Linked DNA regions of Homo sapiens: all the other regions are linked to region 3. The links are chromatin loops, found by intact Hi-C in ENCODE. Cell type or tissue: heart right ventricle. All regions are shown on one strand.

Evidence for each region. Peaks named below come from ENCODE experiments on the same cell type or tissue, not always from the same donor. Only the 100,000 strongest peaks of a DNase experiment are listed, where the experiment ranks them.
Region 1: a loop joins it to region 3, with 2.2 times the contacts of the local background. A loop is called at or near these places in 10 of 110 quality-filtered maps.
Region 2: a loop joins it to region 3, with 2.2 times the contacts of the local background. A loop is called at or near these places in 6 of 110 quality-filtered maps.
Region 4: a loop joins it to region 3, with 4 times the contacts of the local background. A loop is called at or near these places in 44 of 110 quality-filtered maps.
Region 5: it touches region 3 in a loop (3.0-fold over the local background); 18 of 110 quality-filtered maps call a loop at or near these places.
Region 6: a loop joins it to region 3, with 6 times the contacts of the local background. A loop is called at or near these places in 79 of 110 quality-filtered maps.
Region 7: a loop joins it to region 3, with 10 times the contacts of the local background. A loop is called at or near these places in 97 of 110 quality-filtered maps.

What each region holds. Positions count from the first base shown.
Region 1 is chr4:41,523,459-41,527,458 of GRCh38, forward strand. It overlaps a transcript of LIMCH1 not described here. Among named protein-coding and RNA genes, the nearest start is that of LIMCH1, 13 kb to the right of the region's middle. RefSeq lists an enhancer at 1,585-2,184. In heart right ventricle, no CTCF peak of the experiment used is centred here; no DNase peak of the experiment used is centred here; H3K27ac peaks cover 2,483 bases.
Region 2 is chr4:41,425,694-41,429,693 of GRCh38, forward strand. It overlaps a transcript of LIMCH1 not described here. Among named protein-coding and RNA genes, the nearest start is that of LIMCH1, 110 kb to the right of the region's middle. In heart right ventricle, no CTCF peak of the experiment used is centred here; a DNase peak (open chromatin) is centred at 1,820; H3K27ac peaks cover 3,619 bases.
Region 3 is chr4:41,278,792-41,282,791 of GRCh38, forward strand. No RefSeq gene overlaps it. Among named protein-coding and RNA genes, the nearest start is that of UCHL1, 24 kb to the left of the region's middle. In heart right ventricle, a CTCF peak has its summit at 2,430 (motif pointing right); no DNase peak of the experiment used is centred here.
Region 4 is chr4:41,642,039-41,646,038 of GRCh38, forward strand. LIMCH1 (LIM and calponin homology domains 1) reads left to right here. Exons shown (of 32, transcript NM_001330672.2): 15 at 2,462-2,588. Among named protein-coding and RNA genes, the nearest start is that of LIMCH1-AS1, 49 kb to the right of the region's middle. In heart right ventricle, CTCF peaks have their summits at 2,391 (motif pointing left) and 2,599; a DNase peak (open chromatin) is centred at 2,383; H3K4me3 peaks cover 498 bases; H3K27ac peaks cover 1,757 bases.
Region 5 is chr4:41,357,054-41,361,053 of GRCh38, forward strand. It overlaps a transcript of LIMCH1 not described here. Among named protein-coding and RNA genes, the nearest start is that of UCHL1, 100 kb to the left of the region's middle. In heart right ventricle, a CTCF peak has its summit at 2,194 (motif pointing left); a DNase peak (open chromatin) is centred at 3,608; H3K4me3 peaks cover 986 bases; H3K27ac peaks cover 2,862 bases.
Region 6 is chr4:41,880,673-41,884,672 of GRCh38, forward strand. It overlaps LINC00682 (long intergenic non-protein coding RNA 682), which reads right to left and starts at 1,939. Exons shown (of 2, transcript NR_104143.1): 1 at 1,808-1,939; 2 at 1-141. LOC124900696 (a long non-coding RNA gene) reads right to left here. Exons shown (of 2, transcript XR_007058105.1): 2 at 2,388-3,022. RefSeq lists an enhancer at 642-1,393 and a silencer at 2,197-2,246. In heart right ventricle, a CTCF peak has its summit at 2,273 (motif pointing left); a DNase peak (open chromatin) is centred at 2,292; H3K4me3 peaks cover 2,334 bases; H3K27me3 peaks cover 3,918 bases.
Region 7 is chr4:41,659,509-41,663,508 of GRCh38, forward strand. LIMCH1 (LIM and calponin homology domains 1) reads left to right here. Exons shown (of 32, transcript NM_001330672.2): 19 at 1,912-2,002; 20 at 3,313-3,476. Among named protein-coding and RNA genes, the nearest start is that of LIMCH1-AS1, 31 kb to the right of the region's middle. In heart right ventricle, CTCF peaks have their summits at 2,144 (motif pointing left) and 2,348; a DNase peak (open chromatin) is centred at 2,143; H3K27ac peaks cover 913 bases.

The DNA.
Region 1 (4,000 bases), 240 kb after region 3:
GTTTGTTGACCTCTCAATTATGATACACTCCTACCCTAAGTTTCTCTTTGCACAGTATTCTAAGTTACCTAATTGCCTGATTCCCGAACGTGGAAATAACATTCTACATTCTACAGCCCCTTACCTTCAATCACTTATTTATGAATAACCTACTTTGCAAATACTACACTTTACCCAATTACCCCGATGCTAACCATATTTTAATTTTATAAGTTGCTTTCCTTGTTTCTCTTCACTCTGGGTTTTTATGTCCTGAAAACAGGCAATGATAGTTGTTTCTCTTGCATTCCCTTGCTTGTGTAACCATTGTTATATAATTTCAATCTTTAGCTGAAAATCTTTTGCTCAAATATCTTTTGTACCTAGGGACTCTTGGTTAGCCTTGTTTAAAATCTTCAGAATATGATTGGCTAACCTCTTATTAAACACATTCTTCCCTTTTTAAAGTGAAACTCAACCACATTGAAAAAGCCACTCTTCTCAAAGAGCAAGTAGGGTCTGACTTAGAATGTGTCTTGGCGAATCATTTGTAAAGATAGAAACTGGTCTTTGAATTTAGTGCATCCCTGGAGAGATCCATGTCTTAGCCAGGAAAATTGGCAACAAGCCTTACCTGAGTTGTAATACCTGGTTCCAGTTCCAGATAATTCCCTCACAACCTCAATCCAGCTCTCCCCCTTGTCCTTTTCCTTGAAGCCCTCCTCAGTCTCTACCTTTTCTCATCTCTCAACATTTCTAAATTCTAAAACTTCACCTGCCGTGGACCAACTTGATGTTGGCAAAGCTCTTCACTTATATGCATGAAGGCTGATAGATTATTGAGATTTACTATATGCTTTAAATTCACTGCTTTTCCTATCCAGCAATTTAGCTGTAGCCCCGGATAAAGGTGATTTGTGTGATCCATCTTGCTTTATGTCTCACTTGACATTCTGCCTTTTTCATGACAGGTTGCTGAATGCTATAAAGCCAGGACTTGTTAAAAAGATCAATAGATTGCCTACCCCCATTGCAGGACTGGTGAGTACGTGGAATTGAGATTTATTTTCCAATATTCCTTTGCTCTAACCTAGGGGTCATGACAGCACCATTTATTACAGTTCTCTCCTGCAATATATATTCCACTTGAATGAGAACGCATTGAATCCATTAAACGAAGAGGTCACTTAAAATGAAAGATTGCAGTCATGCCTAAATGGCATGTTAATCTTTGTTTGTGTTTTTTCCATGAGTGATAAGGACCTTCATTCTCAAAGAGCTAAATTTGTTTTGGTGTGAGAGGCTGATAATTAGGTTGACCCTTGGGGGAGGAATGTGATTTTAATTACGTTTTCTCATTTCAGTTCATCACTGCATTCCCCTAGAATGGAGGGTAGGGGAGGTAGAGAGAAAGAGAATTTTAAGAGAAAACAGTCGTTTTATAATAAATTGCTGCTTTCAATATTATAATCTACTTGGGTTGAAATACCACAATTGTAGGCCAACTATCCTGAAGACATACTGGGGCACTAAGGTGGTCTAACGTCATCTGGAGAACTGTTTAAGCAGAATCCTTGCCCTTCTGAACCTATCCACATAAAATCTAAAACTTACATGTTCATATGTGGTTAGAAGCAGAATATTTTTTTCATGCGTTGATATGTCTTATAATTCTTGGCAACTAATTTTTTAATTGCTTCATCGATGTTGCCTTTGTGTAGAAAAAGGAAAGAAGTAGAAGATGAGGAAGACAATCAAATCTTAGTTTTGGAAGGAATTGGCATATGTGTGTGTGCGTGCACACGCGCGCGCACACACACACACAGAGCAGAGGAAGTATGTAGCTCGGTAATGACTCACTGATTGTTTCCATTGTGATCGCCTTCTGCGCATGTAGTTTTGCAGAAAGCAATGAGAAGAATGTCAAGAATTTAAGCAGGATCCTACGTAGACCTTACTGATTGTTGTTAAAAAGCTTCTTAGCCATATCACGATGACTAATTGAAATTAGATGTGACAAAAAACCAATTGTGTTTGAGAATTGTGGGGGGTCCTTGTGGGAAGGTACATGGTTTCAGCAAGTTGAATGAAATAGATGTTTTCTTTAAGAACTGCTATTTCTGTGGATGCATTTTATTCCCCATATTGGTTGGTAGTGAGCTGGTGATTAGTCGTTAAAAATCTTTCTAATTTTGTTCTTCAGAATCATGTAACCAAATAAGTTAGTTAATATCGAGATAGATACATATATTTGGAAGGAATATATTTGAATAGTTCTATAAAATAAATAATATATAAGTATTATATATCAGTGTATACATATATCAATTATTTTAAAACATTTAGTAAATTCACCTCTTCCAAATGTTAAAGCCAAGGTCTTAATGATCCTGATGAACATCTGTTTGTCCCTAAGCCTATGGCAACTCTGGACCCTGGAGCTCTGGGGTTTAATGTTATAGAAGCAAAATTTGCAGCATAAAACTAAGGAAGGCCCCAGGAAAATCCAGATGAGGAGAAACAAGTCACTCCCAGTCCAGTAGCTAAAGAGAAAAGGCTTTCAAAACCTCAATTTAAAATGGAAATCATAAATAATTTTAGTAAAATTAACTGTTAGGGGCACATGCATTTGTCTTTATATTATTTCCTATCATGGATCAAATGTTGTTTCTCACATATTGCCTCTGTCTTGGAGCATTTGGGCAACTTGATACAAGAAGACAAGGTGACCTCATCTTCTTTCCTTCTATTTATGTTCTTGACTAGTATTCCTCTACTTTCTTTTTTCATTTGGATTTCCTTTTCACTTTGTCCTTGCTATCGCTTTTTTTTTTTTTTTGCCCCTTTCAATGAACACCTCCCCTGCTTACCGTCACCCTGTATCATTTATATTTTCTTAACTAATTTATCATCTTTAGTCCAAAAAAATACTTTCTTAAGTAAAGTCACCTACTAACCCATTCACTAGTGACTCCTGAATCTACAAACCTGGTCAAACTCTTTTCCTTTGCTCCAGTTGCCTTGAGATCAACATTTCCACAAAAACCAGAGCACTTGTGGCCCTGGTGGGAAACAGATCGCCATCCCGCAACCCCCTGTTATGTTCATGTACTTCCACGGTTCTCGCGTCATGCCTGTGCCTCCCTCTCTATGCTCATATTCTTGACTGTGTCCATGACTTCAGCTCTCCATGATATTGACCCAAAGCAGCATTTCTCATCAAGTACTCTCTCCTGAACTCCAGACCTCGTGTTCTGTCTATTGGACAGTTTCATCTCGGTATCCTACTGGCACCTCAAACTTAACATATTCAAATGGGACTTGCATCACCAGTCCTGTGCACCTATTTCCCAATGTAAGTGAAGGCATCATAGACATGCAGTTGCACCAGTTCAGCTATCAAAGAATTTTCCCATTTGTCTACTTGTCTGCATTTCCTTGGCCACTGCCCCAGAGCAGGCCATCCTCATCTCTTGCCTGGACTATAATAGTTGACTCACAGTTCTGCAAACACTCTTCACTCCCATGAATGGTGCCTTTTCTTGTGATATGTGTTATTCATTGAATACTTTCCTCCTGCTCTTCTTGACAAAATTATATTTGTCCATCAAGATCTAACACAGACTAACACATCTTTTAAGTTAAAAAATAAAATAAATTAAATAAAACTAAAGATCTAATGCAAAACAGCCTCCTTTGTGAAACCTTTAGTATTTATAGTCCATTATGATCTTTTATTATAGAATACAGAGAATATCCCCTGGTATAGGAGAAAATGAGTTAATACTCGAGAGAGATAAAAGTAGCTCTGTTCTGAAATATATTTTGGAAAGTAAGATTTTGAATAACTATGGTTAACAGTTTGAAATTAAAGGCCTGCAAGTGGTTTCGTATTCATGTCAAGACACTATGTCTTTAAGTAGTTGGCCATGATCAAACTTACCGATATCTATAATGGGTCCAAATGATGTTAGATGTCCTGGTGATGCACTAAGAAATCACAGCAGTTCTCAGGAAACAA
Region 2 (4,000 bases), 150 kb after region 3:
GCTGCCTCTGCTACCTGCTTCTTTTTAATCAATTGTGTTCACTTTTAGTTGTTTACAATCAGTTGCCAATCTCTGAAAACAGTTTCCTGACAAACACATTTCTTCCCTCTTCCTGTTGGAGGCTTTTCTGTTTGGGATTCTGCCCACATATGCAGACACTTAAACTTCTAGTTTCATGGCTGTCTTAGAGGACTTGGGTTGCTGGGCAGCTGAGAGTTGGATGTCTGAGGTGCTGCTGTTTTAAGGAACATTTATATGCATGTGAGTGGTTTTGATTTGAAACTAAGGATGCTAACTATGAAATCTGAGAGAGTGAAAAGATTCTTTTTTTTTTTTTTTTTTTTTTGAGACGGAGTCTCGCTCTGTCGCCCAGGCTGGAGTGCAGTGGCGGGATCTCGGCTCACTGCAAGTTCCGCCTCCCGGGTTCACGCCATTCTCCTGCCTCAGCCTCCCAAGTAGCTGGGACTACAGGCGCCCGCCACTACGCCCGGCTAATTTTTTGTATTTTTAGTAGAGACGGGGTTTCACCGTTTTAGCCGGGATGGTCTCGATCTCCTGACCTCGTGATCCGCCCGCCTCGGCCTCCCAAAGTGCTGGGATTACAGGCGTGAGCCACTGCGCCCGGCCCGTGAAAAGATTCTTGTAAGATTCCAGGTGATTCTTAGTTCTTTTCATGGTCTGTATATGAGAAGTGTTTTTCTACATCTTTCTTTATGATAGTAATAGATGTTTGTAACAGTATAGACATTTCACAGGAGACTTTAGTTAAATTTAGGAATCATGACTTTATCCTGGCAATTTTACTTTAGAAATATTATATGCTTAGAGTAATTCAGATAACTCAGTCCTTTGAAGGTTCTCTACATATTACTGCCTTTCATATTTGAAGATAGATTTGGAAATGATTGTCCTCTGGGTGTAAAGAGTCCAATATATACTGCTGTTGTTTCCACACAGCATTGTCATTTCCTACCAGGGACTCTCCCTTTTAAACTTAAGAGTTGGCACGGAAACATTATTGCTCAAAAGAGCCACCCATTCCCGAGTGTGTTTGACAGGTCTTTGTAAACAAACTTCTTCAGCCTTGCTGAAATTAGTGGAAAAATCTAGGCTCTCATGTTTACAGTTGACGTGGGTTTTCCTTTCACCTAAAATAACCATTACAAGTAAGATACTAAGTAAAAAACATACTCATTTCTACTTGGTATATGAAAATAATATATGTTTGATGTATTCAGTGAAATTCCAGTTAACTCATAACTCTTTGAGGCCATGGATGGAGAGGTGGCATTATTAGTCTCTACCTCCAGTGCCTCACACAATTCCTGGGCACAGAAAGAGACATACAATTCATGTTGGGTCAATCAAAGAATGATTGATCATTGGCACCTCCTGATTCTATTTGGTGGTCAGAGAAAGTGGCAGGACTTAAGTTATTTTACATATAAACATTTCTTGCAAAATTTGGAGAGGATGTTTTGATGGCTTGAGATCTTTTAATTTCTTTGAGTTACTTTCATTGTCCTTCCCACCCCTTCCCTCTCTCCACTCTGAACTGCATAGGGCCTGCCTGCAGTGAACTACTCACTTCTTCTGACTCCAAGGAAGGCCATATCATGTGTTTTAAGTACCCCATAAAATTTATCTTCAAAGTAAAGCTTCCTTTGCCAAGCTCACAAATGATGGATTTTTGTTTTCCTTCGGCCTGAGGGTCAAAAGAATGGGCACTTTTGTATGTACAGTCTTCGGGGCCATTTCCTCCCTCCTATCCTACTGCCCTCTCCCTGTCTTAGGCAAGAAATCACTTGGTTCCGAGCAGTGACCTCCGCTGGGCCAGACAGTTCTGAAAGCCTTTGTGTGTTCATTTCCTTAAAGAAGTGGAAGGTAACATGTTTGAAAGCCGGACAGCTGTGGCCTGTTCCAAAACATCAATGTTGATTGTTTGTTTTTCTGGATTTTAACAAAGGAGCTTTTGCCAGGAGACCTTTGCACTCTTGCTTATTCAAACCCCAAATTACAAAAATACATAACAAAAATAAAACAGAAGCCAGACTTAAGGTTATCTTACCAAAACAGGACGTCTTCCTTCTTTAGATTGTACAAACACATGAGTTCCCTAGTTAAATTCAATCAATCATTCCTGACGGATTCAGCTAAAGTTTTGCTTTAACTCATACCACATTGTCTAGTCCTTAGAGCTTAGTTCTATTTCCTCACCTTGTTTACCTACAAAATGGTGCATCTATTTGGAAAAAAAAAAAAAAAGAAGAAGAATTTACTGGTTCCTTTTTACCTCTGTGTATTCAGCAATAAAAAAAAAATTCTCTGAAATGTGTGCTGGAGAATAATAAGCAGTTTTCCTTGGGTGGTCTTAACAGCTTAACAGATTGCTCTGAAATTGAAATCCTCAAAGATGATCTGTTCAAAGGAGGGGTGTCGACTTTCTCATCTTTTGGAGAGAGAGAGGGATGCAGCATTAGCTAGAGACAGTATGAGGTCGTGGTAAAGAACATGAACTCTGAGGCCAGTTGGTTTGGTTTCAAATCATCTGCCTCTTACTAGCTGTGGACCTTGGTTATATCACTTAACCTCACTGTCCCTCATCTGTATAATGGTAATAATAGTAGTACCTCCTCCGTGCTATCATGATTAAATAAGTTAATATCTCTAAAGCACTACATAATAAGTGCTGTGCAAGTGTTTTTAAAACACATGAAAAGGAAATAGAGATGAGATAATGTCAGAAGAGATTAGTGTTAAGCCCTTGAAGGGAGGGGGCAATTTCAAATGAGAAGAGCTGATAGGGAGTGGCAGAGAAAGCAAGTAAATTGGGGATTAAATGATAGACTATGCATTTGGCCATTTGGAGTTCTTAAGTAACTTCTAACTATTCAGAATGTGGCTTTAAGCAAGCCAATTTATCTCCCTATCGGTAAAAGGTGACACTTGGCTGGCTCGATATTCTGTTATGTGTCCCAGCCCCAGAAATGCACAGACTGGTTTCCATTTTTAGTGGAGTGCTGTGAGCAGAAGCCAGACTGAGATTTCAGGTTGGATTGAGGAAAGATGAAAGAGCTGACACTTGGTATCTAAGTCATTTCCTGGCAGTGAGTGAGAAGAGAGAGCATCGCTAATGGCAAAGCCAGGGCTGAGAGGCATGGGGTTGAGTTGCTGTGTGAAGACAGTCGCTCACTGCTGCCTGAAGTCTTCCATGGTTTCTTCTGTGATTTCTTCCTTTCCCATCTCAAGCATTTGATTCCCCTTCTTACTTTTTTTCTGACTGTTACTCTTTCGAAGTTGCCTGTGAAAGGGCCTCCTTGTTTGAAATCTCTTCTTGGGAAGGAAGAAAGTGGCATGCAGCAACGTAAATAGCAGGTGCAAATCCTCCAGATGAGTTCCAGCCGAGGGAGAGTGGTGCTTGAGTGGCTGTGCTGAATTCCTCCTCCCAACTTGATAGCAGATTTTTGATATTACAGTCCATCTGTGCACCATTTTTTAATGCGTATGTTTTTGTTTTTTGGTTTGCTTTATTCTCATTTTTTCCCTTGGGCTCTTTAAGTAGTCTTATTCTACAAAGCAGCATTTTTTTTCTTTTTCTTATTTGTGCTTCTAGTGCTCTGACCCATGGGTTTTTTTAAATATAAATTCACTTGCGTTTAGCCATAGCCACCGAGTGAAGGGTACTCATTTCTGAGGAACATACTTATTATTCTGGCATAAGCTATGTGAACAGACTGTTCTCTACAGATTTGAGTATCTTTGAGAGGTGCTGGCGACAACAATGGCATTTGGCAGCATGATGCTCTGTTCAAACAAATATTCAACTTGGTTTATATTAGCGTTTGTATCAGGCTGTGGTAAGCACAGTATTCTCAGATTTGAACCTATAAAGAATTATGGAAAAAGGATGGTGAGGTCCGCAGAAGTGGTCATGGCACTTATATTTTTCCAGTTTGCCTTTCTTGATTTTTCTTCATTAAATTTTCATTCAGTGTTTTTA
Region 3 (4,000 bases):
AGCCACTGTGCCCGACCGTATCTCCCTTTTTAAACTGACACCTCAAATGTCTTAGTCTAAGTTATACATCTATACAGTACAATACTTGGACTGACTTAAACACCCATGAACATGGAAAAATGTTCATATATGAAACTAGTGAGATCTGTAAAATGTGTATACGTATGTGTTTAGAAGAGACAGGACTATAACAGATAAGTGCTTACTATATCTTAACTGCCTTACATGTTCTACTTAGTCATCACATGATGTTGGTATTATTCCCATTTTGCAGATAGAAAACTAAGGCATGGCGAAGCTTAAGCAACTTGCCTAAGGTCGTTAGGTTAATAACTGATGTTCCTGAGATTCTAACCCAAGCCAATTGGCTCTAAGAGTCCATAGTATTTAATAATTCTTCCGGGGGCAGGGACAGACCTAACTTAAAAGGAATGAAGTTTAACCTTTATAGCTCCACACTTTAATGGCCCCTTCTAATAGTCTGGCTTGTGTGTCCTTGTAAAATTTGCAACAATAGGATATTATTGTATTTTTATTCTCAAAAACATGGTTCTACACCTGTGTCTGGGTGTTAAGATTATGGGTGATTTAACTTTATATTCTAATTTTATAAGCTTTCTAAAATTACATTATTTTTTATAATAAAAAAGCTTAAGTTTTTCCCCTAAGACAGAATTCTGCCATAAACTCCTGCTGGTTAATTCTAGCTTACTTCCATGTTTCTTTAATTTATAACTGAAGTCAGTGCAACTTACAGATTTAGTTGCCTGTCTTCTAAGACGTTTTTCAACAGGCTCTGTATTAGTCCGTTCTCATCCTGCTAATAAAGATATACCTGAGACTGGGTAATTAATAAAGGAAAGAGGTTTAATTGAATCACAGTTCCACATGGCTGTGGAGGCCTCACAATCATGGCAGAAGGCAAAGGAGAAGCCAAGTCACATCTTACGTGGATGGCAGCAGGCAAGAGGACATGTGCAGCGGAACTCCCCTTTACAAAACCATCAGATCTCGTGAGACTTATTCACTGTCACAAGAACAGCACAGGAAAGATCCACCCCCATGATTCAATTACCTCCCACTGGGTCCCTCCCATGACATGTGAGAATTACGGGAGCTACAATTCAAGATGAGATTTGGGTGGGGACACAGCCAACACTTATCAGGCTCCATTATAGGGCTACTTTATTTGTTTTTAAAAATTTTTTAATTTTCAGAGACAGGTTCTCACTGTCACCCACACTGGAGTGCAGTGGCACGGTCACAGTTTACTGTAACCTCAAATTCCTGGGCTCAACAATCCTTCCACCTTCCGCCTTCCAGGCGGCACAGCTCTGGTTGACAGCTTGGGCTATACAACCAGCTCCACCCCTTACCAGCTGGGTGCCTTGGCCGATGAACTCCCTAAGCCTCGATGTCCTCATCTGTAGAGTGAGGTCAGTATCCGCCTCATAGGATTGTTGTGAGCAGCACATGAGAACATTGTGAAGTTCTTGGGGATGTGCCTGGAATGTATCAAGTGTTATTGTTTTTACTTTTTATCACCACTTAGCTCCTTTCTTTATCTATGCTAATAGAGGGGAGTTCGGCGGGGATACATTAAAACTCCTTTTTCTCCAGTCTTAATCCCAAGGTACAAAGTGCCCTTTTCTGCTCAATGCCATACTAGACCTCATTCCCTGAGGGTAATGCCCTATTTCTTTCTTTCTTTTCTTTTTCTTTTTCTTTCTTTTTTTTTTTTTGAGACGGAGTCTCGCTCTGTCGCCCAGGCTGGAGTGCAGTGGCACATCTCGGCTCACTGCAAGCTCCGCCTCCTGGGTTCACGCCATTCTCCCGTCTCGGCCTCCCGAGTAGCTGGGACTATAGGCGCCTGCCACCAAACCCGGCTAATTTTTTGTATTTTTTCACCGTGTAAGCCAGGATGGTCTCGATCTCCTGACCTCGTGATCCGCCCGTCTCGTCATCCCAAAGTGCTGGGATTACAGGTGTGAGCCACCGCGCCCCGCGGTAATGCCCTATTTCTAAAAGAAGTTTTCCTAAAAGTTATCTTAAACCATAGTGCCCAAACCATCAATGCCTTGTTCATTGCAGTGAGACGAATGCATTTTGCCTTACATTAAAGCATGAAGAATATAAGTGTATTTACCCTCTTGAGGTTACCAATTTTTAAAAGGGAATGATATAATTTAAAATTTAAAAGCTAATTTTCTAAGGACAAGAAGTATTTTAAAAACAGATCAATAGGTTTTTGCTTTGGTTGACATAAGGTATCTCTAGTCATCAAAATAAACAACCTTTAAATGTCCAGCATTTGGATGTTTAAATCCAAACTGAGCGGCTAATATCTTGAATTAACCCATTTCACACCCAAGCACACCGACTAATACGGGAAGGCAGATGATGTATTCAAGGCTATGTGCACTATATCCAGTAGGTGGCAGCATAGGAAAACTTATGGCACTATTGTAGCTGGTAGGATGAGCCAGAAATCTTAATACCAGGAGCAGTTGGTGACTGCCCTTCTTAGGCAAGATGGAGCAGTTTGATAGCATATCCCATATCATTCTTTATTTTAGCGCCGTGTTTCAGACTGGATGAATTTGTCCAGCTACAGATTGGCTAAAGCTGGCCCTGTGAATTGCTTGTTGGTCCATTCATATTTTTGGGTAGGTTCTATTTATTTTTTCATGAAAGTAAAATGAAAGAGAGAAGCAGTAATAATTTCACAAGTTCACTATAATGAATGTCTCTTCTGCTTACGTCGAGTTAGATATTATCCCAAATATAATTGATTTTATGTAATCAATTATATTATCAGTTCTACTTCTAGTAAAACCTTGCTTTCAAATCTATCTTAACATAAGGGTTTAATATAAACCAGTTTGACTTTTCCATCAAGAAAACTGAATCTGGTTCCAACATTGACATTAATTAGTTGGGTTACATTAATCAATTCTCTTTTCTTTTTTTGGTCTCAAATGTGTGTGTGTGTGTATATATATATTTTTTGTTTGTTTGTTTTTTGTTTTGAGATGGAGTCTCACTATGTTGCCCAGGCTGAAGTGCAGTGGCGTGATCTTGGCCTACTTCAGCCTCCACCTCCTGGGTTCAAGCAATTTTCCTGCCACAGCCACACAAGTAGCTGGGATTACAGGTGTGTGCCGCCACACCCAGCTAATTTTAAGTATTTTTAGTAGAGACAGGGTTTTACTATGTTGGCCAGGATGGTCTAAAACTCCTGACCTCAAGTGATCCGCCCACCTCAGCCTCCCAAAGTGCTGGGATTATAGGCGTGAGCCACTGTATCCAGCCTCAATTATATTTTAAAATAAAAGAATTAGGTAGGCTTGAATTCTACTAAAGTCTCATATCCTATTATGTACCACAAGCTTTGAAAATGTTCTTTTTTTTTTTTTTGAGAAGATAGTAGCAGCAATGAAATAATAGTTATTATTTTCCAGGGTAACAATTTTAAGAGATAAATACCCATTTGCATACGTAAATCCTAATTAATCCCATTCCCTTGTGGTCATAATTCCAACAATGGCAATTAGATGTGGCACGTTTGGGTTGGGAACAGATCCTCAATTTAGGAGTTTTTCTATGATCTATATTTTTTTACTTAATGTAATTTGTTTCATTGTAATACACATTTGTTTCCCTTTTAGTGCTTTTTTGGGGTTCTTACAATAGAGCTGATAATCTTTTTAATGGGTGCTTTCAAAAGAAAGAGGTGATGAGATAAGGATCAGAACTGCTGAAAGACATGTGGGAAGTAGCAGTGTTTTTCTTCTAGACTCAGAACCTGGAAAGATTTTTTAAGAGTTTAAATGTGACTCAATCCTTTGTCTTATACATGAATCCTCTCTGCTTTTCTATTCAGCCATTGGGTTATTTTTGAATCCCTAGTTCTAGTAAAGCTCAAATGCGAGTGCTTCAAAGAAGTGCATTATTTATGAACCACCAAGCTGAGGACCAAAACAGGTTTTATGAGAAACTT
Region 4 (4,000 bases), 360 kb after region 3:
CCTGGAGAAGGCTGCCATTTTCTTCTTGGGGTCCCAGAAGAAAACCTGGATCTATGGCCACCCATAGTGGCCTAAACCAAAATTCTGACCTGTAGATATTATAGATGGCAGAGTTGAATGAAGGGACCTCTTTTCTCTCCCATAATCTACAAACTACTTAGTGGGATGGTAAGAGGGTCCCAGCTCAGAGAGGTTTAAGTCTTCTAAGATCTTAGCAAAGATTATAAATCACCTTAAAAGATGAACTGACTAGATTGAATATTTTAAAAGTAAGATTTTTTTTTTTTAAACTGTGAGAGGAAGAATGGGACGAATTTTTGTGTCTTTCTGGAAGGCCTGCTTAAGTGAATTTTGATCCATGAAGTTTAAAAGCATGGGTTAGACTTTTCTACCTAATCCTGCAAATTTCTTAATCTTTCTTAGATACCATTAATCAATAGTCTAAAATAGATGAAAAATCACAGCCCTTCTCCTCTATCGAGGACTACAGTTTCTTTCTTTTTCTTTTCTTTCATTCTTTATTTTATTTTATTTTTTTGAGATAGAGTCTCGCTCTGTCACCCAGGCTGGAGTGCAGTGATGTAATCTCAGCTCACTGCAACTTCTGCCTCCCAGGTTCAAGCCATCCTCCTGCCTCAACCTCCCTAGTAGCTGGGACTATAGGCGTGTGCTAGCATGCCTAATTTTTTTTCTTTTTTCTTTTTTTTTTTTTGTATTTTTAGTAGAGAAGGGGTTTCACCATGTTGGCCAGGCTGGTCTTGAATTCCTGACCTCAAGTGATCTGCCCACCTTGGCCTCCCAGAGTGCTGGGATTACAGGCGTGAGCCACCACACCTGGCCCAGCTTATTTTTTCTAGAAGCCACAGCTGCTGAAATCAACATTCTCCACTGAATACATGGAGGCAGCATTATGCAATGGCTTGTCATATCCATGCTAATAGAAACCTCAGCTAAGAGTCCTTCTGTGCAGCCAGATTATTAGAATACTCTTGGGGAAGACAGGTTACAAGTACAGTTTTTCAGTTTAGTTCTCTTAGACTTAAATTGTCCAACATCTGGAGAGCAGAGAGAGGCACTCACACATTTATACACATTCCTTTTGAGTGGATTGAAGGGAAGGTGGGCAGCCATTGCTTTGGGGGTCATCTTCCAGACAGCTGCCTGCTAGGGAGCCCTTTGCATTCGGCGATGCTGCTGCTGTTCATTGTCTGGCCATGGGAGTAACAATTTTGGACATCATTGATGATGTCTGGAATTCTTTGGTGTCTAAGTGCATGGTAGTTTTTTTTTTCTTTGTGTTAGGCTGGTTTCAAAAATGGACTGTCACCATATTTTGTTGCTAGCACTTAACAGTGAGCTTTTAAGAGCCCTCTATGTCTTGAATTTTGGGCTCCATAGCCCACTTGTCCCAAAGTGAGTCATTTCTTTGAAAGAAAAATAAAAGGAGGAGGATTTTGCTTTGGTTTCTATTTCTGTTTTCATCTTGCTGCTTCAGCTTTTGCTGTAACAAAGGTTTATGTAAGCATCACAAAAAAGGCCCTATGGTCTTGCACAACATTTAATAAGCTCCTATAAAACATATAAATTATATGTATGCACAGTCTAAGAGTTTTTTAAAGACTGATTTCCCTTGCATTTTTCTTTTAAAAGAGATATTCAGAGTTATCCTGACAAAAATTAAATGACTGTGTGCATATTAGAATACAAAATATATACCTAATTTATGTGTTTTACTCCTTACTCTTGTTATAAAATGCCTTGTTTTCTTGATTCCAAGATGCCATCAACTGCACTATCAATTACAGCAGTTTTACAAGAAATAAAAAGAAATGATTACAATGAACATATACATCAGCCATCCATAGTTGTCAGATGCATCTAAAATTCAATAAAATAAAATAAGAAAAAGTGAGTGTCTTAAACTTAAGGCCAAATGATATTTTTTTGGAAATGGAGAAATTGCCTCCATTCACATAGGAAGCCTTTAAGCCAGCTTTCTACACAAAGAAGCATTTAACGTAATACAGTTTTACTTCATGGAACACCGCCCTCTTTCCCCACAAATTCTACCCAGGTTATACCTTTTAATTATCTTAATTTTATTTTTTAAATGCATTTCCAAGTGAGAGGAGCCTGGGGCTTCAAATACCATTTTTCTAGCTCTTCTTTAAACCTATTTTGGCACCTACATATAAAATGATATTGACCCGATTCAGTGACATCACTGAAGACAAAGACGGTCACATTTTGGCGTTTGCGGCAAAAGGAGGCGGTGGGGTGCCAGCACGCCCACCGCCCGCCCAGGGCCAGAACACACCGCCAGTCACGCGCTGTGCGCAGCCCGGGAAGGGGGCAGTTTTCCAAGCCCGGTAGCGCCCCCACGCGGCAGGACGCCCAGGCGCGCGGAGACGCGACGGGCGCTGATCGCGGTCCCTCTTGTGTTCGCTCTCTCCACACTCAGGAGCACCAGCATGTTTGACATGCGGTGTGAGGAGGAGGCCGCGGTGCAGCCGCACAGCAGGGCCCGCCAGGAGCAGCTGCAGCTGATAAATAACCAGCTGAGGGAAGAGGACGACAAATGGCAAGATGTGAGTTGTGGCCAAGGCGCGCGGGCAGCGGGGAGGCTTCTGGCAGCAGAAAATCCAGCCGGGTGGGTAGACGTGGACTTGAAAGCCATGCGGGGAAAGGGAGCCCCTAGAGGGTTTCAAAAGGTGACACGGTAAATGTGGGACTCAAAGGAAGGTGAGTAGCAGCGTGAAGGTATGGAGTGATGGCCCAGACATGTAATCAGCAAACACCCTGGCCAGAAGCTTGGTCACAAAAGAGGGGAGGGGAGGCAGGAAACTGGGATGGGTTGTAGAATTGAGGCTGCACTATCTTCTGAGGTTATATATTTCAAATTGATCATGATGATGATGGTAGTAACGATAACAATGACCAACATCAAATGTGTACCAGTACCAGGCATTGTTCTAAGTACTTTGCATGCATTCATTTAATCCTCTTAGTAACTCAATGAACTAGCAACTCTTATTGTCCTCGATTCCACAGACGAATCCCAGCACAGCTGTCACTTGCTGAACGTCACATAGCTAGCGAGTGGGGGAGCCAGGATTAGAACCAGGGAAGGAAGGCTAAAGAGGCTGATGAGGGCTTTGAGATTGTGTGCTGAGAGCCAAAGCGGGGAGAGAGGAGGGAGAGTGGATTATTTCATTTAATTCTCACAAAGCACTCTGGAGGTAGCTATTGCAAACTTGACTCCACCTTTAGTTTAAAAAGTTAACTTCTCCAAAGTTCATAAAATATAGTAACAATTATGTCTAAAGTATCTTGAGCACTTACTATGTGCCTGGCACCTTACGTCTATTTTCACATTTAACCCTGCAAGCTTGTAAGAATAGGTGCTATTATCATCATTTTAGAGAGGAGGAAATGGAGGCACAGGGAGACTAAGAAACATGCCTGAGATTCCAAAGCATGGAAAAGACAGAGCTGGGATTATTTCCCACAGCTGCAACCCCAACCATCTGCCTCCAGAATCCTCACTCTTCATCATTATGCTATAACTACCTGTAGGATTGTGGTGAGGTTGTTGTAAGGATCAGATGAATTAATACATATAGAATCACCAGATCTAAAGACTCCAAAACAGTTTTTTTTCTGCCTTGACTGCCTTCCATGTGGAAACTGTAAATGAATCCCTACTATTCTATTGTCAGCAAATCTGTTCACAATGCAGAGGTTATAAATAGGAAGGAATGAAGTTTCTTACAGTTACCTTGTGAGGCAATTCTCTGAAATTTGGCAACTGACATGAAATGTGATTGCATATTTCACACTGCCATATTTAAATAAATGTGCAGCCCTGCTATGGATACTGTAGATAATATCTGGATGTTTCTGCCTTTGAGGCATTCCAGTTCCAACCAGACTTACATTGGATTGTGTGGGAATGCACACGATGTTATAGTGCCTGGGCCCATAGTCAGTTCTCTAAAGA
Region 5 (4,000 bases), 78 kb after region 3:
GACTATAGTGAATAATTTAATTGTAAATTTAAAAATAACTAGGCTGGGCATGGTGGCTCATGCCTGTAATCCCAGCACTCTGGGAGGCCAAGGTGGGCAGATCATGAGGTCAGGAGATCAAGACCATCCTGGCCAAAATGGTGAAACCCTGTCTCTACTAAAAATACAAAACATAGCCGGGCGTGGTGGCGGGCGCCTGTAATCCCAGCTACTTGGGAGGCTGAGGCAGGAGAATCACTTGAACCTAGGAGGTGGAGGTTGCAGTAAGCCCAGATTGAGCCACTGCACTTCAGCCTGGGTGACAGAGCAAGACTCTGTCTCAAAAACAAACAAACAAACAAAAACTAAAAGAGTATAATTGGATTATTTGTAACACAAAAGATAAATGCTTGAGGTGATGGATATGCCATTTACTTTGGTGTGATTATTACATATTTTATGCCTTTATCAAAATATCCCATATACTTCATAGATGTATATACCAGGTATATACCCACAAAAATTAAAAATTTAAATAAATAAAAAAAAACACAAAATTATTAGCTCCTAAAGGGCATAGTCTGTGTCCCCTTGTGGATTCTTCTGTATCTTCCACATAGTAGGTTCTTAACAACTATTTATGGATATTATTGATAGCAGCACTAGGTTTGAATTCTATTATGGTTCTAAGTCTGTGGGTCTTTGCTAGCGTGAATTTGTGATTGGTAAAAGCTCAGAAAAAGCAAATGTTACCTTATGATTATAAACCTTAAAAGATGTAAAATGTATTTTCACTGAAGGAAAAAAGTTTTATTTAAATGCCAATTTCAATGCCAGATATATTAGAGATATGATAAAATTTAATACTCATTTTCAAATGGATTTAGATATACCATCTGGGCTAGCTCGCTTCCCTTCCTCCTAGTTACTCCATGCAGTGGAACCTGCCTATATTAGCCCATTCTCACACTGCTATAAACACATACCTGAGACTGGGTAATTTATAAAGAAAAGAGGTTTAATTGACTCATAGTTCCACATGGCTGGGGAGGCCTCAGGAACTTACAATCATGGCAGAAGGAGATGGAGAAGCAAGTGCCTTCTTCACAAGGCGGCAGGAGAAAGAGAACAAAGAGGGAACTGCCAGACACTTTTAAGCCATCAGATTTTATGAGAACTCATTCACTACCATGAGAACAGCACGGTGGAAACTGCTCCCATGATCTAATCACCTCCCACCAGGTCCCTTCCTCAACATGTAGGGATTACAATTCAGATTATAATTCAAGATGAGATTTGGGTGGGGACATGGAGCCAGATCATATCACTGCCCAAAGCCATATATTGTATTAGTGTACCAGAGTCATTTTGTGGACTGTTTGCTTTGCCATGTTTCTTTATGGAAACAAGGTCATCTTCTGCCCACACGTCTTTAGCCCTTTCCCATGCTTGCCTTCTTTATCTCTTCTTTGTATACTTTTCCCTCCCTCTGTTTTGGACAGCAGGGTGGAGGTGAGGATCAGTGGTCTGTACTCAGCAACTGCTTGTTTGTCAGGTCCAGCTTTGGTCTGTTTACATTCAGTCCCCTTGTTCGTGCCTTTCACAATGATTCTGCTGGATGACTATATCCACCTCATTTTAGGTGAGGAAACTGAGGGACACACTGTAAGTGGGAGTCTGGACAGGACTGGTAAGACAGCTTGGTGTGCAGTTAGGAGCAAATCTGGCGCCAGGCTGTCTGGGCTTGAATCCAACCCTCCCTGTCCACCAGCTCTGTCCCCTGGTTTCCTCGTAGGGATGATAACAGTCCTATCTTACAGAGCTGGAATAAGGACTGAGTTAGTCAATTATTTGTAATGCACTTAGAACAGTGCCTGGCACAGTATAAGTGCCACGTAAGTGTTTTCAAAGCAAATAAACTAAAGCCTGTCTGACTCCAAAGCTGGTAATGGTGGAATTTGAGGCCTGCTTTTTGTTCCATTCCCCTATTATAGCAGCAGAATTGGACAAAGATTAAACTCGGATTCTGGATGGGGAACAGAGATTTAGAGGCTGAGGCACCCAGGGACCTCCAGCCACCGTCAGAAACCTCTTGTTAGCAGCCATTCTGAAGAGGGGAATCCATTAGCTTGAGGTTAGGCCAAGAATACTGAGCTCCTCCGGACCCAGCGCTGGGCTCACGTAGGTCAGAGCTCCCTGGTGGCCTACCAGGGTATACCCAGGCAACAATCTAAAAGGTAGTGTGTGCCCCCTCACCCGCAGGCGGGACCTGGCCTGCCTCTCCCATGCTATCATTCCCGCCTGGTGCTCTCCACACCAGCTCCAGTCTTGCTGGCCCGCTGTGGGCTCCTCCACGGGGAAGCTCATTCCTACCTTAAGGCCTTGGCATCCATCTGGAATTCTTCCCCCAAATTGTTACACAGTTAAATCTCCCTCACTCATGTCACCTCTTCAGGACATTTCCTTACAGACACCTTCCTTGATCGTCACTTGGGCTGTAGTGCAAAACAGAAGGCATGCTCAAGTGGGAGTGGCCAAGGAGAGTTTAAAGGAAGGGTTAGAAAGAAGTGAGCCGGATCGGGAGACCATTATGGGATGGGGAAGCCTTTACCATACCTAGGCCTGGGAGGTTGAGTGGGACAAGAGGAGATGAGGAACCTTCTGGAAACCCCCTAACCACCTGCAGGAAGGGACGAGATAAATAAATGCACGTCTCTCTTCAGCTCACTGACCATCTGCCTACCTCCCGTTAATGGAACCGCGACTCACAGGTCAGCCTCCCAGCCAAAAGGGGGGAAGGCTATCGGAAATTACCCCGCGCTTTTTCTTTCCATGTCATTATCTTCTCCTCTTTTATCTTAACAACACCCGCCACAATTATCTTCTTTTGATTTACATGTTTATTGTCTGTCCCGGCCCCCAATTCCCTCTACAATGTAGATACCTCGAGGGCAAGGACTTCCAGGTAGGGTGTGTGTGGGTAGGGTGTGTAGGGTGTGTGTGTGTGTGTGTGTGTGTGTGTGTGTTTCCATCTCTGCGTCCCCAGCGCCTGGCCCAGTGCCTGACGCATAGTAGGTGCACAGTGACTGTTGGTTGACTGCATCGACAGACTAGGACACAGGTAGCCTTCCTGGAGAAGAAAAGCTCATCAGGGTCGTTTTTCTTTTTCTTCTTACAAAAAGATCAGGTGGCTGTGTACTTCCCGGCGCCGGGCCAGGGGCTGCCCCGCCTTGCCCCTACCTCTGCGGCCAGGAAGGACTGCAGGTGCTGCGCGGCCAGTGCCCGCGCGTCCTACTGCTCCGGTGCCGCAGCGCCCGCTCCCCCGGGCCCGGGTGCGCCCCACTGGGCGCGCGTCTCCCATATGATGCCAGACCCATCCGCCCGCCCCTCAGCAGCCGGCGGGGCGCAGGGACGTGCGGGGCGGCCAGCGGATTCCCTCTATCGGGCCGGGTGTGAACGGGAGGGAGACACGCAGCGCTCGCTCCGGGTTATTTTTAGTCCGTAGCTGTGCTCCCCCTCCCCGGGGGCGGAGCGGCCCTCGAAGGTGGGGAGGAGAAGAAGCTCCCGGCGCCTCCGCGCTCGCTCCCGCGGGTCACTCACGGCGCGTTGGAGCCCGGGCGGCGCCGGGAACAGCTGCCGCGGCGTCCTCTAGCAGCGCGCGGCTCTCCCGGGACCTGCGCCGGCCGGGGGCGGGGAGAGGCGGGGAGGGGAGGCCGGCGGGCGGGAAGGGGCGGGGAGCGCGCTCCTGCGGCGGCGACGGCGGCGGCCGTCCTCATCCCGGCGCTTGAGAGGACGCGGGGCTGCGCAAATGGCTTGTCCCGCTCTCGGTCTGGAAGCTCTTCAGCCCCTGCAGCCCGAGCCGCCCCCCGAGCCCGCCTTCTCCGAGGCGCAGAAGTGGATTGAGGTAGGTGCGGGTGGCTGGCGGGCGGCCTTGCACTGGCGCCCTGAGCCACGGACCCGCGCACGCTCCGACCGCAGGTCCAGCCTTGCCTCCCCCCAACCGCCCCCACTTTCTTTTGCC
Region 6 (4,000 bases), 600 kb after region 3:
AGGATTCCCGTGCTCAGGGAACCTGGGGCACAGGAGAGGGTGGATAGGCGCGAATAAGCGGGCTCCAAAAAGTGGTGTGGCTTGGCAATCCTATTCGTTCTTGGCGGGCAGAAAATTCAGTGCGAATAATCTCCAAATACCCTGGTTGGAGAAAAGATAACTTGTAGAAAGAATGTGACGGGGATGGCCAGGTCAGATAACAAGCTCGGGTGTTAGTGAGCGTAATCTGACCGCAGAAAAGCTGATGGGAAACCTGGGCTTCGCGCCGCGTCCCGCTTTTCCTACTTTCCCATTCCATTCCCATCTCCCTTCCCTTTCCTTCCCTTCTCTACCTTATCCTCCATTCCCTTCCCTTCCCTTCCTAGGCATTTAAATAAGAACAAAGATTACACCCACAAAAAGAACCTTGCCTAGGAGCGCGTGGAAACAGCAAGGGCGCCCGAGCGGGAGAGGTTCCCTCGGTGAGGGGGTCCGCGCAGCGGCGGACCCCGCACCCCGGCCCCCAACGGCGCCTAGGAAGTTGTCACTCCTCTCATTTAAAGCCTCAGAAAAATGCATTCATGAGATTGTTTCTTTATTTTTCCTTTCTGCCCCTCTCCGCATTCTTTGCCTATTTGCTTTACGGCTTTTCAGCCTTGTTGAGGCCAAGAAAAGAAACCAGGTTCTTTTCTCTTGCGATTGGATCCGTATTCCCAGTTAGGGCGCCTTTTGATGTCCCCATTTAGCGCCTTTGACTGGTCAGCTGAATGGGGCCGCCTGCTTTTGTCCTTTCCCACAAGTCCCTTCAGAAAGATCCCTTTAAACGCCCGGTACCCGCTGATGGATCCGTTTTCAAACGGCGCGGGGACGGCAGTGCCGGAGGCCGCGTCTCCTTAGTAATCGCGCGGGCAGGGCTCGGCAAGGGGTCGCTGCAAGGGTCGCGCTCACCCGCCCCGGGTTTGGGCGCTGGGGGTGGGGAAGGGAGAGAAGGTTCGAACAGTTTTGTCTCTCCCGCGCCCCGGCTCCCCCAGGGTGCTGCGCCTCCAGCCGCCCCGAGGCGCTTCCCCCGGCGTCCGCGCGCTCCTCTCCGCAGGGGTCTCGCGCCCACGGTGCCGCAGCCGCGCGGCTCAGCCGCCCTCCGCACCCGCGCCTTTCCAGCGCCCGGGTTCCCAAACCATCGCTAAAGGCGGACGGGGGGCGCCAGGAGTAACGGCTGCTCCCCGGAGACCCCACCGAGCCCAGCGCCCGCCCCCGCCCCCTGGGCGCCCTGCCCCATTTTCTCCCTTTCCCAACTATCCCAGACCCCCAGAAGGGCCAGAATTTTCCAGAACTGTCCCACTCCACCCGCGCCCAGGGCTTCTGCACATTGCCCTTGGCAGGACGCGAGCCGGTCGAGGGGCATTTAGGGGTGGCCCTGCACGGCCCTCACTGCTGTCCCTTCTTCTCCCTCCGTTCTCCGGGCCAGGGTCCTCGGAGACCCCGTTCCGCGGCAAGTACCCCTCCCCCACCCCCGGAGGCGGGTGCAGTGCAGGGCGGGGGCGGCGGTCGCAGCGGCTCAGAAGCCGACCCTCCTTGAACCCGAAGCTGCCCTGGCCCGAGTATCCGCACTGGCCTGGGCCCGAGCGAGGCTGCAACCCTGTGAAACCCCCTGCAAGGCGGAAGCCTCCAAACCCAAACGACCCCGAGGGCGATTCCGCCAGAAATCCAACGCGGGCCCAAATAAAGTCCGAGGCCTTTTTGTCGGAAGCCCGGGAGGTGCCCGGCCAAGGTGTCCCCTGCCCGGCCAAGGTGGGGGCTCGAACCCTGAGCGGCCGCGCCGGCTACTTACGTTGAAGGTGCGCGCATTCCAGACGGCTCTGACCTGCCTCCGCCGGTCTCGATTATTTTATACATTTCTCGGCGATACACTTATAAACAAGTGGAAATTTTGCATCCTACTGCACCATTTTATACATGATGAGCCGTCAGTAATAGGATTATTAAACAAAAACCGTCTCAGGCGCTGGCGTTAACCTTTTTTAAAATGGCTAATTAGGTTTTGGACAGAAAAATTAGATTTAACATTGCTTACATTGCCTACATTTTCAGTTGATGCTCCGGTAATTTCGGATAGGCCGGGCTGCCGCCAAACAAAGAGATAATAAAAAATTAACTATTTTAACATATATTACAGATCTCCTATACCAAAATAAGGCAAAGAATATTTTCATGATCAAATATTATATACATAAAACTAATTATCTTTTTTCGGCAGCCTCCATCAATTACCGGGGAGGGAGGGAGCGCGGGGCGGCGCGCGCCCTCTGCTGGAGCGCGCGGGGAGCAGGCCGGGCCCTCCCGGTGTGGTTAAATGAATGGTAACACGCATGGCTCGTCCGCCTCTCTGCTTCCTCTAGACATCCTTTGGCTGTTTTCATCGCTCGTGTTTATTTCCTACTACCATCAAGAGTAGTAGCTCGTGACAGCCTTAAGCATCTCGGTAAAAATAAGGTGCCTACTAAATTAAAATGTTTCCCTACCAGCGATTTTACGGGCGACATGGAAAGTCAGGTGTCCAAACACGTAAGGCCCTGGTTTTGCCATGTAAAGCCAGCCTGGTTTTGACAGAAAGGCCCATCGCCGAGTTTATCTGGGCCTTTTATTTACACAGACTTCAGTGCCGTGCCAAAAATAAAAATAAAACAAACAACAACAACAACAAAAACCACATATCCAGTAGGCTAGATACTATATAGAGAGTATTCCCACGTTGTCTCAGATTAATTTAAAGAAATCCTAAAAGGGCGTCTTTGAGGCGTTTGCTGGACTCACAGGAGCGGAACCAGGTTTCCAAATGGTATTGTTTACAACAATACTCAATACTGCGCTCCTGCTCTTTGCCTAGAGGTAAACGTGTCCCCGAGGCCAGATGTTCTTCTATTGTGCACAGGCCCATTGACTTGGAGCCTTGCTTTAGGGATAGGATCTCCGTTTTACTCAGAAGGGTTGGAGGGTGAAGGTGTCCTCTCCTTGGGCTTTGCTCCTATTCACATGAAGCAAACAGCTGTGGGACGGTGGAGAAAGAGCAATTAGGGAGAAGGATATTTATAATCCCTTAAAGGGGCAAAATAGAATAAGAGACCCAAAAGAGATTATTTGAGGTGTTAAAGGTAAAAAAAAAAAATCAAATAAATAGAGGCTACAGAACTGCCTATAATAAAAATTATTTTAGAAGAGCTTAAGTCCCTGTCCCATACTTGTATATAACACTGCTACAGTTATAAACCATAGCAATCTCTTTTGAATGAATGACGAGTTCAGACCAAGGGCCTTTTATTCAGTTTACCCAGTTTCATTATTGTAGTTCATCATTCTTTAAATCCTTCAAGCCAGTCTTACAAATAAGCACAAAAAATGAAAAATTACCAGCCCTGAAATGTTTTATTAGTTTGCGTCTCCCCAAGGCTACATAATGTTATGCAAGTGAAAGACCATGAAATCAATAAAATCTCCTAGTTTTCTGCTGGCCAGTCCGAATGGCTATTGGCCTTGAGCACAAAAGTCCACAAGGACTGGTAAGGTCGATTTTGTGCTATTTTGGTCTCCACGGGCTGAATTTCAAAATTCAACAGGAAGCACTAGCAGATAGCAGATCCTTGGGCTTCGGATTTATTTGTTTCTCTTGTTTTACAGAAAGACCAGCCTCAGTGACAGTCACACTGTATGGAACAGATTCAACTGGCCCACTCTTTTTTAATAAATAAATGACATTAAAGAGTCTGGCAGTTCTGGGAGGCAGGGTTTTATGAGCTAATCACACCCCTGGGGGGAATTTGGTAGTGTGTAGTATAGTCTCACCCTGGGGGTGTGATTACCCTATGGTAGCCACACCCACCCATCATGCTTTATTTCTTAACCAATAAATCACTACAAATGATGTGATCTGCACAGCCATATATCTCAGGCCCCTCCTTGCACACACAAGCAGCCCCTGCTGGTGAAACCAGTGGAGCAAAGTGATGCTCCCTGAATGGACATATCC
Region 7 (4,000 bases), 380 kb after region 3:
CAATGCATTAACTTTAAATACCTTTCATTTTGAGAGGCAAAATTTGATTTATGGATAAAATATATATACTTATGAGAGACGAATAAATTCATAGTTCTCGAGAACCCATGGGGATATTTTATGAGTTAATAATGCCTTTTCTGAAACCAACTTTAGCCTTTATCTTAAAACCTTTTAAAATTTATGCAATATTTCATACACACTTTAAAATTTAACTTTAGCTTTTTACAAGAAACTTCTACCAAAAAATGCAATAGTCATTAACTTGCTCTCTTTAATTATCAAAATATAATCTAGCTAGTATTTAATTTAACATTTTATTTATTTTTACTAAGTAAATATTGTAATAGCAGGATAATTTTGGACTTCATTCTAGAGTCAATTGGCTCCCAGTGAAAGACAATGTAAAATTACATTGATTTTGTTTTCCAATTACAGAAGTAATACATAGTCATTATAGAACATTTTGGAATATATAAAATGTATGTAAAGAGAAGGAAAAGTCACCCAAAACTTAAGCACATTAAAAATAATCACAATTAACATTTTTGTATTTTCTTACTATCTTTTTTTCTATATGTTTATGTATAGGCATGTATATAATCATATACATGTAAACATCAAACTATGTATACAGTTTACATTTCCTATCATTAGTAAGTATTTTCACGTATCATTAACTATTATTCAACATCTTATTTTTTCATGATTATATTGCCTTTATGGACATGCAGTAATTCATTCAATCATTCCCCAATTATTGGATATTTAAGTTGTTTCAATTTTTTTTACTATTGTAAATTCCATCAAGCATAAAACTGACACAATTGAAGTACTACTGAGAGAGAGGAACACAAGCATTAGAGTAATTACTGGAGGTGCCATGGAGATGAACATGACAGTGATGTACCAAGTGGATTGGACAGTGAGGTTCAAATCACAGAGACTTCTTAGTGGAGAACAAGGAAGAAAGGCAAACCTGGAGTCCCAGCCATAGAAACAGAAAGGAAATGATTGATATGAAAACTAGTATGTTAGAAACTTAGAAGGACTTGGCAAATGATGAATATTCATGAGGTATGAGTCAAAGATCACTTGAAAGTTTATGTGATGGGAAGAACTGCTGCCATAAACAGAAATTGTCAAATTTGGAGGAGAAGGCCATTGACCCTAGAGGTGAAACCGAAGCTCTGATGGACTCTCACAGCTGGAGATGAAAATACGAGTTATACACGGAGAATGTAATGGTGAATCCATGGGAATAATTGATATATTTGAGGGTAATTCAGCACAAGTGGAGGAAAACAGGGTCCAGTTGAAATCTTTCAGAATGACCCATATTTTGATGAAAAGGAGTAAGAACCAGTGAGAAAAGAGTAGTCTGAAAGTGGGGAGGAGAGGGAAAAGGAGAGAATGAATTAGAACTCCAGTAATAGAGATTCACTGGGAGCCCAGGAAGGATGAGAACTGCAGGCTAAAATCCACAATGGTAAGGGCCACAGGCAACTATGCCAAGACAGGCCACTGAGAAGTTAATTGTAACCTTTAAAGAACCACAAAAAGACTTCACTGGTGTTATGACCCTAAGCCAGCTTGAAAGGCTTTCAAGAACAAGTAGGTGATAGCCATGATTTTGAGCTTTTGGTGGTGAAAGAAAAGAAAATGTGGGATGTGCGTCCAAGGCAGTCATAGGAGGTTTGGTGAGATGGTGAACCGCATGGGTGTCCTGTTCTCCATAGAATGTCTCCTTCCAACCAATCCAGGCTCTCGCCATGAAGCTGCCTGGGAAGTAGAAGAGGGAATTCATATGGCCAAACCACTTTGTTGACCTAAAAATTACTGCTTAAAAAATAATTTTTAGAACTTTTAAAGGAATCATTTATTCAAGGGGGAAAAAAATCTCTTTTTCAGGCAACCACTGAGAAAACGGAACCGAATAGTCAAGAGGACAAGAATGATGGTGGAAAATCAAGAAAAGGGAATATAGAACTTGCCTCATCAGGTTTGTTTCATAAGAGACTAGTTTTAAGGCAAATCATGGTAACTGTTTAAGATGTAATGGAAATAGTCAAGAATTTTTCCTACTGAGCCACAGGAAAGTAGTAATTAGACTCCAGGAGTGGTGCGGTTGTGCTGCCACCTAGAGGCTTCCTGGGGAAGTTCTGCCCGTATGGTTAATGTTGCTGTGAAAATAGGAGCCCATGCTCTTTCTTAAAGCTACCCAGTTTTATTTTGTTTTTTAAAATATTTATCCCTATAATCATAAAGAATATTGTGTTCTTCCATATAAATCATGCTAAAAATTGAGGGTAGGATTTTGACACACAGTAACAGCAATAGATAAGCGAGAGGTCAAAAACATAAAAATAGACGCTGAAATGGTAAAGCTCACATATAGTTAAAAATGAATAAAATAGTGCCATGAATCTGGACAGTGAGTATAATATACTGTATTCGTTGTTTTAGGAAGAAGACCCTGTTCCCGAAAGTCTTGTTCCTCAATATTTTTTTGCAGCCTTATCAATATGTTTAACACTTTTCTTCTTTTGATAAACAGTAAAACCTCTCACCCTCTTTCAATACCAAATTATTATTTTTTATAAGGCCTTTCTCCAGTGTTTACCACTTGAGAAACATAATTTGTCAATTACCAAATTATTTTTAGGTAACATTTTTAAATAAATTAAATATCACTTAAAATAATAGCATTTACTTTTTCAAACTAGATTGTGCCTTCACATTTTGATATGCCCCCTTAGGTAGTGACTTTTCCACCCCTTCTAAAGTGAACCTAATTCTTCTTTATGTATCAGAGAACACTTTATTTTCATTGCATTATATACATATACCCCACAATCCGTAACACATTCCAATTAAGAAATTCTGATGTTAAAATGGAGCATTGAAATACAAAAAAAGGAAGCATCAGGTTGCTGCTCATTCACTGGGATAGAAACTACCTGTAGATGTTCTCTTATCTAGCCCAGCTGTCATAATTATATATTTCGTGTCAGCATTCTGTTCCATGTGGTGTTATTCAGATGTAAACCGTGACCCTTACTAAAAACTTAAGTTCTTCATAGTGTGGTTATAGGACGTGATTTGTGTTGCTTGTTGTTCAATACCATGAAAGAGCTTTGGGAATTCCAGCATCTTAGGCTCTTTTATATCTCTGAGCACACTGTCATTCAGCTTATATTGCCAGGACGGGATATGGACTGAATGTACTTCATGGCATTGCAGAATAAATGGTCCTATAGATATTTGATTTTCTTTTCCTTCTGTACGTTTCTGGATGTAACTCCATTGCAGAACCACAGCATTTTACAACAACTGTGACTCGATGCAGCCCGACCGTGGCCTTTGTGGAATTTCCCTCCAGCCCCCAGCTGAAGAATGATGTGTCGGAAGAAAAAGACCAGAAGAAACCAGAAAATGAAATGAGTGGAAAGGTGGAGTTGGTGCTGTCACAAAAGGTGAAGTGCAGAGTGGAGGAAAGCGGTTAAACCCACAAGTTAACATGGCCCCATATTACAGCTAGCTGCTGCTGTGGCAGTTGTGAATAATGAAGATTTATTTCTCTCCTCATCTTTTTTCCTATCTTTAATCTGTAGTTTTTCTTTTTCGTGTGTGTGTGTGTGTGTGTGTGTGTGTGTGTGTGTGTGATGGAGTTTTGCTCTTGTTGCCCAGGCTGGAGTGCAGCGGTGTGATCTCTGCTCACCACAACTTCTACCTCCTGGGTTCAAGTGATTCTCCTGCCTTAGGCTCCCGAGTAGCTGGGATTATAGGCGTCTGCCACCACGCCCAGCTAATTTTTATATTTTTAGTAGAGACGGGGTTTCACCATGTTGGCCAGGCTATTCTTTGTGGAAAAGTGTAATATAAGTTCTAAAGCCTTGCAGTTAGGTTTTAGTTTGCTGTGTGTGTTTGCTTATTTGCTTTTTAACCTGTCAGCTTACTGGCTAGTCTCTCTCCAATAATCATCTATTTGTTAGCCATG